2 separate regions of the Homo sapiens genome follow, and region 2 is linked to region 1. The links are chromatin loops, found by intact Hi-C in ENCODE. Cell type or tissue: heart left ventricle. All regions are shown on one strand. Links, peaks and the distances in the headings refer to the core of each region. The heading gives the core; the rest is flanking DNA. Region 1 has its middle 150 kb from the start of LINC01750. Region 2 overlaps LINC02884 (long intergenic non-protein coding RNA 2884).

What was found. Hi-C counts contacts between places; a loop is a spot of excess contacts. Peaks named below come from ENCODE experiments on the same cell type or tissue, not always from the same donor. Only the 100,000 strongest peaks of a DNase experiment are listed, where the experiment ranks them.
Region 2: a loop joins it to region 1, with 5 times the contacts of the local background. A loop is called at or near these places in 3 of 110 quality-filtered maps.

What each region holds. Positions count from the first base shown.
Region 1 is chr1:112,139,329-112,148,167 of GRCh38, reverse strand. No RefSeq gene overlaps it. Among named protein-coding and RNA genes, the nearest start is that of LINC01750, 150 kb to the right of the region's middle. In heart left ventricle, for the core only: no CTCF peak of the experiment used is centred there; a DNase peak (open chromatin) is centred at 4,167; H3K27ac peaks cover 1,016 bases.
Region 2 is chr1:112,240,222-112,249,060 of GRCh38, reverse strand. All of the region lies in intron 1 of LINC02884 (long intergenic non-protein coding RNA 2884), which reads left to right. Among named protein-coding and RNA genes, the nearest start is that of LINC02884, 120 kb to the left of the region's middle. In heart left ventricle, for the core only: no CTCF peak of the experiment used is centred there; no DNase peak of the experiment used is centred there.

The sequences.
Region 1 (8,839 bases), core at 1-8,000:
AAGCAATCACATCCTGTCCTGTAACTGTCATCTAGGATACTCAATCACAGCTAAATTTTATAGTTTTATTATCATTTGATTGATACCATTCTCCGAATGTAGGATGTGGTTTAGACAAAAATGGATACTCTTTTTGTTCATTTTTTTATTTTCCCTGTCTGGCACTAGGGCTTGCATTCCTAGGAGTTCAATAAAAATCTGTTACATGCATTAATGGCCCAGCTTGAGTTGGATCCATGCCTAGCCCCATCACCTGAAGCCACAGGGATTGGAACCTGAGACCAAATCTACACATCTACCATGAGCAACAGATACAAGACTGGGAAGCTACTGTATAAATTGGACACCATGCATGTTAGGAGTCTCACATTTGTAAAAGTCTGGGTATCTCTCTAGATTTCAGTGATGTATAAAACAGTCAATATGAGAATAAAAAGAACACAATGGAAAGTGTGCTATAAGAAAAGGGCTCACCATTCTTTATCTCCATTGGTATAATGAGGGCTTAGTTACTCATTCAACAGATATTTATTGAACACCTACTCTAGCCTGGCAGATAGTAGAAATCTACGGCAAGCAGGATCTACATCAGAGCTATTTGGTATAATCCTGCTTCCACACCAATTCTGGGTCTCTCAAGATTTCCCAATTTGTCAGCCTGACAGTTAAAAATATTCTTCTTCCTGTGGGTATAAACTCATTTTCTTCTTGATTCTGAGGATCACCTATCTTTATCCAGTAACAATCTCCAATTAATAGAGCCCTGCTGGACCTCTAAGTTCCTGCCATCTGAGCAGTAGAGACAAAAGCAAAGCTGCCACTAACCCAAATCACAAACTAAAAACCCATCCCCCATAAGCCTTGCTTAGGGATGCTCTAGCAGTCTGGATGGAGGGTGCTTTCCACCAGGGCCCCTACACTTGCATGTTCTCAGAAGGCAGGCAGGGAAGGAAGGAGAAAGAGAGGGAGGGAGGGAGGGAGTGAGAAGGAAGGAAGGAAGGAAGGAGGGAAGGAAGGAAGGAAAGAAGGAAGGAAGGAGGGAGGAAAGGAGGGAGGGAAAGAAGGAAAGAAGGAAGGAGGGAAGGAAGGAGGGAGGGAGGGAGTGAGGGAAGGAAGGAAGGGGGAAAGAAGGAAGAAAGGAGGGAAGGAGGGAAGGAAGGAGGGAAAGAAGGAAGAAAGGAGGGTGGGAGGGAAGGAAGGAAGGAAGGAGGGAAAGAAGGAAGCCTTCTTTATTCCTGGCTCAGACCTCTGCTCACACTCCTAATTGTGATTCCTATGAAGTGAAGATGCTCAGAGCACCTGGCTTTTCTTTCCTACAATAGTGTCTCATTTATCTTCCCTGTCTGAGGTAAACATCTGTTGAACCAAATTGACAACAATAGGGGAGGTGTTATTGACATGGGGCAGGGTGCTTTGTGTATCCAGATGCTTAGAAGCCTAGTCCTGGGCAATTTTCCTGGATGATGGGGAAGAAATAGCCAAGGGGGGCAGGCTGTGTGATGGGCCACATGGAATTCTTAGTTACACAGCCCCTTGGTTCTTGCTGCTCCCCTTTGTGCTTGTCACTTTCCATTTGCCTTCCCTTTGTCTCAAGTCAATTCATATTACTCTTCCTATTGAGGCATGATGTTACCTGGTACCATTCCAATTCTGAAGCTGCCTGCATATTAATCTTGACAATGCACCTGTGGTTTCACTCATTCTTATTTTAGCTGCTAATCCAAACAGTCCCATCTGTGCTCTGTATCACCTTGCTTATATCAGAAGAAGAGTTGGGAGCAGGACATACTGATTCACACTTCCATTGACCATGGGCCAAGGTAAGCAATTTGTCAGGCATTTGATATGCTGGTAAGGGAGGCCACAAAATTGGTGCTCTGGGCCCACAGGAGTTTTACCTTTTGAGGCTACCTGGTTCCTTGGTCCCTCTAAGGGAATGTTTTCCAAGTGCTCACCTTGTGTCAGGGGTCTATTCACAGCTGACAGGGACCTGGCATCTGCCCCTTTGCACCCTTTTCTTGGAAAGTGTTTCTCAGTGGAAACATGGAATATCTAAGTGTGCACTTCCTGGAATGAGGGTGGAGGGTGGAGCAGGGCTTCCACAGACTCAGTGAATGTGAGTGTCTGGGAGTGGGGTACAAGTCTCTGATTTAACAAGCTCCCTAGGTAATTCTGATGCGATCCAAGTTTGACAACCACTTTGTTGAAAGCACTGATGCAGCATGATGAAGACCAGAGACTTCCCAATCTCAGCACTCTCGACATTTGGGGCTAGCAACTTTTCTTGTGGCGGGGGTTGGGGGGCTGTTAATGTAGAATGTTTAGCAGTGTTTCTGGCTCCTATCCACTAGAAGCCAGTATAGCAATCCCTCCCATAGTTATAATAGCCAAAACTATTTCCAGACATTGTCAAGGGTCCCTTGTGGGGCAAAACCACCCTCAGTTGAGAGCCACTGATGTAGAGGAGAGAGCAGAGAAGTTACAGTCAGACAAAAAGAGATTCAAATCTGGTCTCTCACTGACTCGCTGCAAAACTTCAGGCAATTTACTGCACCTCCCTAAGCCTCAGTTTCCTCATCTGTAATTTGAAGAAAATAATAATACCAACTTACAGGATTGCTGGGATTTCCAGTCAGTGATCAGCAAAGATAAATGTCTGTCTTCTCTGTTGGAGAGGATGGCAGCTCTGGATGACTGCATGATTGGGGGTTAGGTTGAAGGGCAGGAAACCTCTCCCTTCTGGGGACTAGGAGGCATCTGTGGGTGGCATAGAAGAGTTCATAAGCAAAAAGTGAATGCAGTTGTAGTCTTTGGGGGGAATCACGGAGGCCAGAGTGAAGAGGCAAAGCCAAAGGAACCTCGGATGTACCCAGGTGCCCACTGCTGACCTCCCTTCTCACTGGCTCTGGGGGTGGCAGCCATAAACCATCTCACTGCCTAAGTGTGCTCTGCAGCCTCACAATTTCTGTGACTCTGTAGCCTGCTGTGTGCCTCCCAAGTTACTGATGGACCTGCCAGCCTTGAGCGTCTGCCTGTGTTCCTTCTGCCCCATCCTCCCCCTGCCCAGCTGGGGCCACACAGCTTCAGACCCCAGGGTTCCTGAAGCCCCTGCCCCTGCCAGCCTGCAGTCTGTGGGGCACAGGAAGGCTGCATTGTCAGAAGTGTATTTTTAGCTTGCCTCCTGCTCTGAGCTGCCCCAGCCTCCTGATGCCTATTTTTAGCACCCAGCTGCATCTCCATGTTCAATGGGAAGGTGGAGAATGGCTCCTGACTGGCATGTTTCTTTGCTAGTCCAGCCAAGTTGGCACAGCTTCAGGCAAGATAATTAAGTAGTAAACTCTAGATTTCACAGTTCGAGCTTCACTGAGCCTATGGGGATCACCATTCAGGAGAGTTCATTTTCCCTGCACAAGATTTGAAAACCCTCTGACACCATAATGCCCCAAGTCTAAGCTTCCAGGAAATATTAAATAGCCAAGGAGAGAGATAGAGGAAGAAATGAAGGCTGAGACAAAGAGACCCAGAGAGCACAGAGGAGAGAGAGAGGAACTAAAAACAGAGACAAACTGACAAAGACCAAAGCAGAGAGAGATACTAAGAAAGGTTTAGTGATGGGTACACAGAGACAGAGGCACAGACCAAAAGAGAGCAGAATAAAAGAAAAGGAGAGAGAAGAGAGGACAGCCCCAACAGTTAATGCTTAGGGGAAACTTCCAGTGTGCCAGGCGGGGACCAGATCTCGTTATATACATTCTCTTTATGGTTTTACGCCCATAACACTTGATTGTCAGTATCATTTCTTAAGGGGGGGAAGGTGAGTAATTAAGTATCTTGCCCAGGATTACACTGGGATTGAGTGGTAGAGCAGGACTTGAGCCCATGCCTGACTTCAGAGCTCGCACTCAGACAGTGTGTGCAGCAGATGGCATGGCCACACATAGGAACCAGCAGAACCAGAATGGGGGATAGGGACAAGTACCTACTGCCACTGCAGAGACTGCTGAACCGTTTGAGGCTAATACCTTGTCTGTTTCCCTGGGAAGACAGCTCCAAAATGACACTATTGATCGAGGTGTCAATGCTGAATTACAACATTTCCCAAAATGTGTGTCATGCTGATAAGGTCCCTGTGCCACAGTCAAGGCTGCCAGACGTGCTTCATGCCAGAAACCACAGCGATCGCAGCCCAGCTGTTTTCACTGTTTGAAAATACCATCTCCCACCATGTCATTAAGCTAATTGAACAGGCCAACTTTTCTCAGGAAGGCGGTGATGGCAGGGGAGCAGGTAATAATAACTTTGGATTTGGCAATTGTCATTCACATCCTGACCGACCTCTGCCACCGTTCTTTTCTGGAACTACTAGATCCACCAGCCCCTGCCAAGGGCAGGGATGATAAATGCTATGCATGGGGAAGAATTATTCTTGCTAATGATCTCCGCCTTAGAAAACCTCAGCCCCTGATGAGACCCTCAGTTCATCTTTCTACATTTGTTGAGGCTTCAACCAACAGAGGCAACAAGAAAGCCATTTCCAGCAACAAGGGCCTGCCTGTGTCGACAGCAATCGTAAGTCATCCCTTCTGCTACTGGCTCTCACCCCTCCCACCCCCATGCAGCCATCCATCTCTATAAATCTCCTGAGCAGGTAGAAATTTATATAGGAACTGAGGCTGCCCCTGTCTGTTGGCCCCTCTGATTACCTCTGACACTTCCAGGAAGAGAACCATGGGATTATTATACTATATTATATTATAATATATTCCTAAATCAGAATCTATTAATAGGTTGGTGCTTCATAGGGAGATGTATACTGGGGGAGCAGAGAATGGAGACTGGATTCCCCACTTGTCCAAAGATGTGTTGGGGGACAGAGAATGTGGGGATCATTTTTGAGACCTGATGGGCTGGCAAAACAGCATTGTCATTTTTTGCTATCTTGGGACTCTTTGCAGACTTGCTTTCTCTTTTGAAAGGGGCAGATGCTTTCTAGAACACCTGCTCTTAGTGGGGTGACAGGGTACGTGGGAAGGCAGGATATGTGAATGCAGCAAACCAGTTGTTGAAATATTAAGCCACTTCCATGCTAGTTGGTAAATCGTATAAGTTATTGAGCCACCATTTGATGTTGAGCCGCCATTTGATGCTGCCCAGAGGTGGCCACAGTGGTGGATAATGAGGTCTGGGAACAGCGGGGAGCAGATCTGGGGACCTTGGGCCACTGCTGAGCTTACTGAGATCAATCATGGGGGTGTACACAGCCTTCGCCCCCTTCTCCAACGTAGCCCATTGTTGATGAGACATGGAAGAGGGCATAGGGTAGGCAGGGTTGGTGGTGGCATTGTTGGGGGACCTAAGACAGGTCCTCAGATTTAGGTCATGTGGTAAGCGTTGGCATCAGGTGCACATCCAACCATGGTGTGACTTCTGCACGAAGATCTGACCCTGGGGACCTCCGGACTAGCAAGTGAATAGGAAGGTTATTGGAAGAGCTGATGCAGTTCTCTATGTCCAGTCATAGACAGAGAGGGCCATCATTTAGCTAGTGACAACGGCATCAAACAAAAGATCACAACAGCTTTAAAAAAAATCAACAAATAGGATGCTATTGGAGTTGTTTGATGAATGACCTGCAGTACAGCTTGCACCACTTGGTAAGCTTAAGTTAAGCTTACCTTAACTTACCTTAACTTAAGGTAAGGTAAGTTTAAGTTAGAGAATAGATTTAAAGGGAACAGATTTAGAAATTCTTTATTGATATATTGACTTGTGTGCTGCTTTATATTACTATACTGGCTATTAAATATTTTGAATATTTAATGTTACCCTTGCCCAGATACAACCACCCTAACTACAGGAATAGTTTCATGGTCAAAATAACAGACCCAAGCCTGGTACCCTGATCCAGCAGCAGCGACCAGTGAGTGTCAGCATGACCATGCAGTAAGAGGTAAGGGCGAATGGTCAGAGTCAGAGAGGGCTTCCTGGAGAGAGGAATTTTAAGTCAGGCTTGGAAGGTCAGCAAGGACATTCTAGGACAGAACATTGTGTGCGTGGGGCATGGGGGAGCAGGAGTTTGGCACAAGACATCTCTCCCTCTTGCAGAGGACAAAGCTGGGAACATAGGGACCCTCAGGGCTTGCCAGTGATTGCACCAAACACTTGACCTCTGACAGCCCTTTGAAACCTGGGAAGAAAAAGCCGCCCTGGAATCCTTGAAAGGCTGGGAACAATTACAGTGGTTACCGCGACGGTGAAGGAAATAGGATGAGGGAGATAGTGAGAGAGTCTTAATTAATAGTTTCTTGTGGCTGTAGTCCTGCTTTGATCATGAGGCTGATATTTCCGCAGTCTATTACAAACTTCATTAAGTTTATTTGCCTGCCAGGCACCTGCCCCTTCTCCCGTGCTGTCCTGTCAAAGATAAATGGCTCCAGTGGCTCAGCTGATCCCTTCTAAGCTTTGCCTCAAACCGTGGGCTGCTGGAGGACACCTGAAGGGAAGCCACAGTGCAGGAGACCCAGAGGAAACCAACGCATCAGATGATCCTCCCAAGTCAGTCTTTTCCACCACGATGGAGAGACAGTGTTCATTGCCAGGTGACCAATGAGAACTGAATTCCAAGTGCTTATGCATTCCTGTGAGGTTCTTTCTAAAGTTGAAAGTGAGCCCATAATGTGGTCTCTGTGGGCTCCAGGCTGTATTCAGGCCAGTGAGTTGTATTGGGGAAATAATTTATCATGAGAATTGTGGAATGTCCGCCTTAAAAGGCATTGGAAAGGTCACCTCCAGCCACCCACCCACAGCTCCAATCTCTTCTGCATGAGTGATTGCAGACTACGCTTGAACTCCTCCAGTGACAGGGAGCTCATTATTCCAGAGGTAGCTCATTCCCTCCTCAGACAGCTCTGACTGAGCCCGAAATCTGTTCCTCTAACTTCAAACTTATGATCCTAATATTCTCAATGGAGTCAATAAGTTTAAAAAGATAACAACTAATTTATCTTCCACAAACTTCATCATATATTTGAAGACAGAGATTCTGTCTTCCCAGGAATTTTCTCTTTAATCTGGCTAAACATCTTCAATTTCTTTATGAATTCTTCATGTGACATAATTTATGTCACTTTAAGTATGTCATTCCCAGAATTGACAAAATACAGTCAGACCAGCATAGGAAAGAACAGGACTATCACCTCCTTTGTTTTAGATATTATGCTTCTACTAATGCAGCCAAAATCACAACCGCTTTTGTGTCAGCCACATTACTCTGTTAATGAAACTTCTGAGATTTAAACATGGGCCAAAAATAACAGACTATAAAGTGTGCTAGTTTATCAGCGCCAGGAAATGGCTTAATGTAATAGGTAATGATATTCTGTGTTATGGCTGCTGATAGCAGATCAAACCCTGAAAGCTCTGCCAATTTAGAGGATTGTGGCTCAGTAAACTGATGGTTATTTTTTCAAAGGTTTTAAATTATATTAATTAATCTATTAATTGATTATGTTTAAAAGACTGGTTTTAGAAATGTTTTGAATATGTTCAAACCCGAATTAACAGGTAACTTGTTTGTCATTAGGACAATCATCCAAATAATAAGCTATTAAATTCACATTAACATATAATAATTGTGTAAAGAATAGCTAAGCAATTAGTTAATATCTAATGTAATTCATAGTAAATTAGATGGCAAGACTTATTAAATGTCAATTAGCCATATTAGCTACTGACACCTAAGCAATTCAACATGCTAATGCTAATTAATTTCTTATTTCTTACAAGCTTAATGACTTAACACAATGTATTTACATATTTAGAGGTTCTTAAAGTCACCAGACATCCAGATATGAGTGGCTGTCTCTATGGTGGTTTGGGAAGGAGATTAGGGAAAATTGATTAGTGTTTTATTTGGGGCCTCTTCTCAGCATCCTTTCTTACTGTATTCCTCTTGGAGAATTTTATAGGGAGGAAGAGTATGTAAAGAGTGTATTGGGAGGTGATCCCAGGAGCACTATGAGGGAATGGGGAGTAAGTCAGAGAAGGGATGGAGCCCATAAAGCATGCCTTAATGGGCAGGTTGCTGCTGTGGGCAACCAAAGCTCTCTCTTTATAGGGACCCCCTAGAGATGAGGTGAAATGAGAGGCAGTGTCAGCTGCCTGAGGGACAAGAAAGCTACTGTTTTGTTTTTTGTTTTAATACCAGCTCCCATCCAGGAGTTAGTTCTGACTGTTTTGGTTAACTGAATTGACCCACTGCTCTTGTGCCATCTAAGTTCAATGTGGACATTCTTTGAAGGCATTCATTCATTTGGTCATTAACATGCTTAAAGCCCAAGCTGCCAGGAGCCCAAGACCGTGGTTGAGTTTCAGGAGCACTTTGAACCATGACCCCTGTGTGCTACCAGGACTCTTCATCCCTCCTTTACTCTCCGCTATCCCTGACTGGCTTTCTTCACACTTCAGAAACATGGTCTCGAGCTCCAGGCTTTACATCTTTAAGATACAAGCCACCAGGACAAAATGGCTCTGAAGTTCTCTCAGTCTCGGGAAGAGGACATGGGCTTACTTGGATCAGTTGCCCATATTCTGGACCAACACAGTGGCACGAGCACCTACTGTGTCATGCTTCCAAGAGAAGAGCTGCTGGGTGCTGGTCAGACAATCCCACTGAAGTCTGTGATACCTCCTTGGACTAGGCACTAGACTGGAGGTGGACCTGCACAGCTGAGCAGCAGTTATTCCCTCTACTCCTGTTGCTCACAGCCTAGTGACAGAGAGAAGCAGGGCAGTGGGACGGGTGTTCAGAGAGGTATCTCAGGGAGCTACCTAAACACAG
Region 2 (8,839 bases), core at 370-8,369, 100 kb before region 1:
CTGGCCTCAGTTCCTCACCTATAGAATGAAAGGTTTGGACCACACAATCTGTAAGGTCCCTTCCAGCACAGACACTCTTCTCTCCAATTCTTTGCCACAGAGGAGGGGATGGAGGACGGCCTGGTGGTTGAGAGCCAGGGTAAATGCAGAGAGAAATCGGAGAGAGAGAGTACAAAGAGATGAGTTAGATGCAGTAGAGATGATGGATTGAGGGTTGAGGACTGTGTACAGACTCAGAAAACTCAGTCTGCATAGCACATGATGCTGGCTCTGCAGCTGAGGCTCCTGGAGGGCTGAGAGGACAGCAGGGGAAGGGGAGTGAGTCCCATTGTGACCTGAGTACTGATCAGCCTGGTGCTAGATCTCTCAAACTAGAAGAGCAGGCCCAGCTTCATTCAGACCCAGGCCGAACTGTCTGAGCTGCCCTTCTCCAGCTCATGCCTCTGTATCTGGACATGCTGTGGGGAGTGAGGGTAGAGAAAAGGAGAGGAGGGTAGTCAGAAACCCTTTCAGAAGCAGTGCCTCAGTGTCCTTCTTCTTTTGGGGTCTAGGGCAGCTTCAAGTGGGCTCCAGATCTAAAGCCTGCTGATTGTCCATGAGCGGCCTGTGGCAGGGCAGCCCGAGGCAGAGAAAGAGACTAGGCTCAGAGGCAGAGGCTGAGCAGAGGCTGCAGGATGGGCCTGAGCCTAGTGTCAGTGGTGCACCTGACCCAAGGCATCTGTGGACACTTGGCTGTCTATGATCCAAGGCCTGGGCTGGACGGGCCTCAGAGGGTGTGTGTGAAAACACTGGGAGACACTTCAAAGCCCTTGCTATAAACAATGTGAAAAGAAAATCACCATTGTTAACCTTCAAGCCTGGACTCCTGAGCTCCTCTGTCTCCCTCAAGTGGGTTGGCCCCATGCCCTTAGGCAGAATGCAGAAGGCAGCAGCTCCTGTCTCTGAGAGTTTTCGTTCTGGGGTTTCCTCCAAAATTTTGGGCTGGATATCCCTTTGCAGATGAAGCAACTGAGCTTGTCCCACTGAAATGAGTGGCTCAGGGGATTGGTTAAAAGCAGGGACTTGGGAGTCACAAGGACTTTGGTTTGAATCCCAGATCACCCACTTATTAGCTGGGTGACTTAAGGCGATTTCCTTATAATAGGAGACTCATCCTCTCATCTGAAAAATGAGGACAAAACTAATATCCTCCTCATAAAGCTGTTGTGAGGATTAAATGGATCATCTATGTAAAGAGCTTAGCACAGTATCCGGTTCATAATAAGAGGCTGTTAATACTACTGCTACTACTACTATTATTATTATTATTAAGTTCCTGGCAGAGCCAGACCTAGAATTCAGGTCACCTTACTCTAGGTAAGTGCTATTCTGTAACTTCACCTTGGCCTGAGCTGTTTTGGGTTCCTCAGAGGCAGGGCGATGATTGAGATGAACTCTGGACCTTTGAGCTTCAGAGCAGTTCTCCTGGTGTCTGCACTCAACTCTACCTGGGTAGTTCTATATCCCCTACTTCCATTTCCCCACCTCTCAGAGCCATATATGAGTGGGCTGAAGGCCTTCTGACCTCCCCTTTCACACATGGCAGCTGCCTCTCACTGGGCACACCTGAGTCTTTCTCCTGACCTGCTGTTTGTTCTGGGCCATTGAGGGCTGTTTGCTTTCCTAAGCCAAGCTGCCAATGGCCAATTTTCCATGAATCATAATCGCCTTACCCCATTAGGCAGGATAATTAAGATAGGATGGTGGGCCGTTTGCTCAGCACACACAGGAATCAACAGCTGTCCTGGCTCTCCAGAGAACCCCAGTATCTGTCCACAGCTGCAGCTGCCTCTCTCCCCATGAAACCTGGCATCATTCCCCCACCCTGGGGGATTGGAGGGGGTGGCAAACTGTCTACAGTCCCTGGGGTCCTTCAGGGAATTCCACAAGGTATTACTGAGCACAATTGCAGGAGATGAGCTGCCCAGTTTGCTGAGAGCTGGTTGTAACTAACATTTACTGGTATTAATTTACATCCATTGAATACCTCCTGTGTGCCAGGCCCCATGCTAAACATATTACATAGATGATCTCATTTAATCCTCACAACAGCCTTCTAACATTGCTATTGTTATTAACCCCAATTTACAGATGAGAAAACTGAGGCTGTCAGAGGTTAAATAAAGTACTCAAAGATAGAGCTGGGATTTGAATTTTGGCAGTCTGACTCCAGAGTCTACGCTCTTAATTGCCTCTTCTTTGTCTATGTGTAGGAAGTACAAATGTTAAATAGTTTTTCTTCTTTTTCACCATTTTCCTAAATAGTATTTTTATCTACAAATTCCATTCAGGCAACTCCTGCCTTGGAGGGCATGGTGCTGAAACCTTGGTTATTCTGTAATTAACAGAAGGTTACAGATCCCCTAGCTCCTTGGTTATATCCTGAAGACAGTTAAATGAAGAAAGCTAAAAATGTTGAAGGAAAAATAATACTGTGTTATGAAACCAAAGAGAAATCACTTCGAGGTATGTGTTGTTTTTGGATTATCCATCAATGTGGATAATCAAGAGCTGACTATATTTTTATGCACAACTTAATCTGCACCTTCTAAACAACTTCTGCAGTACAATTTTGGACAACAAATTGTTTCAGATGAGAGATTCTTGCTCCTCCTTGAAAACCATTCTTCATTTAGAATTATCCTCGCTGCCAGCCATCAGGGCTGACAAGAAAGCAGAGACTTAAGCTGTTGCTACAAATCCTGGCCCTTGGCTGTCCCTCATTTGCTCATCACAGATTCTCTTTGTATCTCCTCCTTCAGGAGATGTCCTGAGCAGGGAGGAGGAGCTGGTGCAGCATTATGGCAGGCTTCAAAGCTTTGCACGAGTCTTCCTTTCATCCTCCTGGAGGCATTTGCTTATTTGAGGAGCCCTTAGCCAATTCTGGAAATGGGGTCAGTTCAGGGGGGGCCTCAGAACAGCTGGGATCGAACCAGCAGCTTATTCTTCAGGCAGAGCTCCCTGGTGTGAGACCACACCAGGAGGGCCTGGCCACCTGCTGTTGTTTCCTTGAGCCCAGGCAGCCTGTGGGTAATAGGGCCATTTCTCCAGGAAAAAGAAAGTGGAAAGTGCGATGGGCACCTATGCCAAAGCAGACTTGGAGTTTGGCATCCTGTAGACCTTGATTTACGTAATTGATCTTTTTACAGCTCCTGGAAGAGGGAGCTATCTCTCCTAACTATGGGTGAAGAAACTGAAGCTTGAGGAGGTTGCCACTTTCCCAAGGTCACACAGCTTGTCAGTGGTCTATTTGGGATTTGAACTCCAGTGCAATGCCAGAATCCTTGTTCTTTACTTCTGTGGGGCACCACTTCTCTGCACCTGCCATTTGGTCTTCATTTGGGAGGCTTCCTTTAGATCCAGTTCCAGGCAAAACTGTGATTCCTCTTTTCTTGGATTGGACTGGCAGGTGCCCCTCAACTTCATGGAAGTGAAGAAAATTGTATCAGAAACATTATAAAACCATCTTCAAAAGAAGATGAAATTAGCTGGGCAACTTTGAAGCATAAGGTGTGTTTATTCTTCAAAGTTGCATGGTACAAGAAAAGTCAAAAAACTTTTGTCATGTAGAAAATACAAAAAGTAAAGTGTGCTTTGGTGTCACTTGGCTGATAATTTTCAATACTATCACGTCTACACAGCTTGTAGTCTGCCCTTGTGCCCATGCAGCTTTGCTCTTTTGTAATAGCAAATACTAATAATAGCAAGCACATATATAGCACTTGTAATGCGCCTGTGGCTGACTGTTCTAAGAGCACTTGCTTTGTAACTTACTAGCTTCATAACTAACTTAGTCTCCACCACAAACCCATGAGACAGATACTATTATCATCCTCAATTTACAGAATTTACAGGTGAGGAAAGTGAAGCACAGAGCAGTTAAGTAACTTCAAGGTCATGCAGCAAGTAAGGGGCAGAAGTGGGATTTGAACTTGGGCACTGCGATTCCAGAGTCTGTGTTCTTAACCATGCTTATATAAACTCTTCGTCAGCTTTGTATCACTTCAGTGCACAAGTTTCTTGCTCTGCTTTGGTGGTGTATTCTGTTGGGTGCGACCCTTCAGCTGGGGTCCCTCGCTTGGATATTGTACTCTGCACTTAGCATTTCTGTCTGAAGGCAGCTGTTGTATTGATGATGGAGCTGTGCGCCCCAGGGGCCTTGGCTTTTCCTTCTCCCTGTGTGCAGCCCAGTGCTGCATCTTGCCAGGACCTTGCATGCTTGCCCCTCTACTCAGGAGGAACACTTGCTTCTTTGATAAATGCATTTTGGCCGCACATCCTGTGCTGGCTCTTGTCTAAGCGTTAAGAGGTGTGGAAGCAACACAAAGCCCACTGGGGACCTCTCCTCTCTCCTGTACCCTCTGCCCAGCTCCATCCTTTTCCAGAAGTCAAGGAAAATCGAAGATCCAGGGCAACCTTGAAGGGAAAAGTGATCACAAAGCAGCAGCCTGAGGCAGTTGTGGGCAGGGAGACAGCAGCCCCAGCCTTTGGTTGCAGTGAGCGGCTGGATGTGCTAAGGAGTCCCCAGGCAGCTGGGGACCCCAAGTCTCTGCAGCCTCAGCTCTGGCTAGACAATGTGCTTCTAGAGAGTGGGCCCCAAATCTGAATCATTTCTGGGCCTTTCAATGTGTCTAGCACAGAGCAGACCTTTAGTAACCATGTTCTGGATGAGCGAATTTGCCCCTTAGTCACTGTTTGGTGCTCAGGATTTCTCAGGGAGTCTTGGGGCCTGCATTAGCCACAGTCTCCAAAAGAAAATGGGTTCATCTCAGATGGTTCATCCCAGATGGTTAAAATGAAGAGGACTTAACTTAGGAATGATTTACAGAAGTGAGGGCAGCATGGAGGGAAAACAAGAAATGGCGAGGCACCTAGAGACAAGCTGCACTATCCCTAAGGCTGGAGAGATGGGACTGAAGTGGGGTAGAGAATGGTGCCCCTGGAGCAACTGTGCAAAGGAGGCCACTCTGCAGGAGCTACAGCCATGCAGGGATAGAGCCAGAGACGTGGCCCTGAAACAGGCAGGGTATAGGGAAGAAATGCCCTGACTTTTCTCTCTTCCCATATTCTGAACTCTGCCAGCTGTTCCTGCTTTGGCCCCCCTACAAACCCTACTGGATGCACAGCAAGGGAGCCTGGTGAGACAGTCCTCTGGTGTCAGCCTCCTGGGGCCTGAAGGGTGGAGAAAGGATGGGGAGAGGGATCAGGATATGGTCCTTCCTGTCTCTCCTGTCCACGCCCACTGACCACTGGCAGGAGGCCTTTCACTTCTCCTCTGCAGGAGGATGATTCTAGGAGCAGCCAGATCCTGGGGGCTTGGCCTGCTTTGGAGGAATCAATCCCTCCCTCTCCTCTCCTTTCTCCCTCCTTCCTTCATGCTCTTCTTTTCTCTTGCCCTTCATTTAGACTCCACATTTTACAGGCGTTACTTGTCCCTCTGACTCTGGGCACCCAGGCACTGCTTCTCTCGTCTCCTCCTTCTCAGCCTTTCTTTCCCATCTTCCGGTTCACTGAAAGAACCTTGGCTGCTAGGCCAGCCCTGGACCAGCCCAGAGCCAGGGGTAGCTTCTGAGCCAGGGATGGGAAGTTGCTACAAGCCAGAGTGTGTGGCAGCCTGGATGGTCAGGCTCTCTGCTCAGCTTCCCACTCCCCCAAACCAAAGCCACAGGCCTCTGGGTAGCAAGTAACCACCTGTGTTGCTGAGCACCACAGCTCTGGGCCCTTCTCCTCCACTATGGAAGAGGAAAGCAAGTGGTTCTGTATGTCTACAGATTTTTCTCAAAGAGAATTTTGCTGGGGAGTGGGCAGGGGAGGGGCCAGAGTAGAGCCATAGCATATATCTCTTTGTAGCCTAGGAAGAAGTTGAGCAAAAGAACCACTTTTCCAGTGGCTAGCCCGGTGGGGCTTCCATTGCTTTGTTCATTCGTTTGTAAATGTTTCTGGAGCACCTACTATGTGTCTACCACTGTGCCAGACCCTGAGGATTCAGAGATGGCTGTTGCTTCTGACGGGCGATGGCCCTGTTTAGTGCCTGTGGGTGTATTTTGCCAACTTGAGCTCATTCTAATGTGTACCATACAGGCTCTTACTGATATCAGGTGATGGGACTCAGCCTGCAGTCAGCCAGATTTTGTGCATGTGGGTAAAGAGAAGCAGGAGAGAAATTTCCTATTTCCTAGAAATTGTGTGACTCTGGACAAGCCACCTAGCTTCTCTCTGTGGCTTCTCTATCTGTGTGAAAGGTATACCTTTCCTTTGAGGAATTATAACTTTCCCATCCCATGGGGCTGTCAATCATGAGGCTTTGCCTCCTACATTGGAGGGCACTTGACACAGGCTGGCCAACCAGAGTACCCCATTCATCCATCTTGCACAATGATTCCTCTCAATGTAGGCATGGAATCCTGCCGGTGTCAGTGGGTTTTCTTCGACTGTTTCCCCACCTCCCAAACCGGCCTTTCTTAGTCGTCCTTATCTGAGTTGATGATAATTCTAGCATTCCTATTGCTCAGGCTCGAAATCTTGTAATCATTCTGGACACTTTTCTGTCAATCCACATCCCAGTCATTATTAAGTCATTTTGGCTCTATTTCAAAACATGCTCCAAATCTTACCACTGTCCCACTCTGGTGGAAGCCACCATGATCTCTGCCTGGGTTACTACAATAGTCTGCTAGCATCAGTCACGCCCCCTACAGTCAAGTCAGTTCCAGGAGCCAGTGTGAGTTTGTTGTTGTTGTTGTTGTTGTTGTTGTTGTTGTTGTTTTTGAGACGAAGTCTTGCTCTGTCGCCCAGGCTGGAGTGCAGTGGCACGATCTCGGCTCACTGCAACCTCCGCCTCCCAGGTTCAAGAGATTCTCCTGCCTCAGCCTCCCGAGTAGCTGTGATTACAGGCGCCTGCCACCACGCCTGGCTAAATTTTTGTATTTTCAGTAGAGACGGGGTTTCACCGTGTTAGCCAGGATGGTTTCGCTCTCCTGACCTCGTGATCCGCCCGCCCCGGCCTCCCAAAGTGCTGGGATTACAGGTGTGAGCCACCGTGCCACGTCTATTGTGAGCTTTTTAAAATGCATGTCAGGTCATGTCATTTCTCTGCCTCAAACTCTTCAGTGACAACCCATTTCCCTTTCTATGTGGCCAAAGGTATAATGCGCCTCCCAGTCACGCCCATTATTTCTCTGATCCTGTAATCTCTACTTCCTTCTCTCTCGCTCTGCTTAGTCACACTGATCCTTTCTTTGTGCATCCATCATGCCAGGCATACTTCCACTTCAGGCTCTGTGCATAGGCTGTTCCCTTTGCCTGAAATGCTCTTCCTCCACATACCTGCGTTGCACCCTCCTTTGCCTCCTTCAGCTCTTTGCTCCCATGCCAGCCACTTTCTCGGTGAGTTCTTCTCTACCCTCTACCTCCAATTTATAACATAACTCCTGGCACTCTTATCTCCCTTCCTTGTTTTATTTTCCTTGTGATTATCACTATGTTGCATACTATACATTTTACCTACTCATTTAGCTTTTTATTTGTTCTCCACCCTTCTTCCAATAGAACGTTTTATTCCATAAGAGCATGGGATTTACATTTGTTTTGTTTATGGCTGTATCCCTGGTGCCTGACCACGATAGGGGCTCCCTGCATCCTGTTGAAAGAATAAATAGACTTGACATATCGGCTCTGGGAGAGGGAGTCTCTGCTCCCTGCTCAGAATGAGGGCTTGGGGCTGTTCTCTCTCCCACTGTGTGGAGAGCACCTCCCTGAGTGTGTGTTCCCAGGCACAAGGAACGCAGATGGAGGCATCAAGTCCTCAAGACACAGCATGTCCTCCTGGACCTGGCCAGCTCCACCCTGGCTTCCCAATCCCTCCAGAAACCTCCTCTTTGGCATAGCTGGTTTGAGTTTGGGTTGATCACTTTCAACTGAATGAACCCTGGCCAAAAAAGTCTTGGCCCTTGGGAATCATGAGAATTTAGCCAAGTGACAGGGTCAAGACACTTGGAACAGGAGCCTGGCATTGAGGCAAGCGTTGGTATACATTCTGTGGAGTTCTTTCACCCCAGACAGGCAGGGTAGAGTATTCTGGCTATGAAAGAACACTTCTGAGAGCAGAAACTAAACTTCTTCTGCTCTGCCCTATGCAAATCTACTAAAGACAGACCTTCTCTGTCTGTTACTCAGGGCCATACAGGAAAGAAAATGCAGGCTGGTAGTTCTCACCTGATTCCAGCCCCTTAAGCCTTCCAAGACCACTGCAAGTGACACAGGGAGGAGGTGCCCTAGGCACATGAAAGACCTTGACCATGATGTCTGAAAACCTAAGCCAGGATCTTGGCTCTGCTATCCCAGCTGCATGGCCTTGAGCACGTCTCTGCATCTCCTTGGCCTCAATTTTTCTCATCTGTAAGGTGAGAGGGATGAAATAAATTACTCTCAAAGTTCTTTTCCACATAACATTCAATGGAAGCAGTAGAGCATTATGGTTAAATACGTAGACTCTGGGGCCAGGCTGCCCAAGTTCAGTTCTATTGCTTACTGCAAGCTTAACTTCTGAGCCTCAGTTTCCTCATATTAAAATGGAATACAAAATGATACCTACCTCATGGGGTGGTTATAAGAATTAAATGAATAGAACACATAGAGGGCACAGAAGTAAGCTAGGCATATACTAAGTCCTCAAAAATATTAGCTACTATTATTATTTACCATTATTGAAAGAATTTACCCTGGATCCTGGAATGATTTCTGCTTCATCTGTAAAGGTGACCCCTTCCAAAGGCAGAGCCCTTTTCCCAGGGGTTGCAGC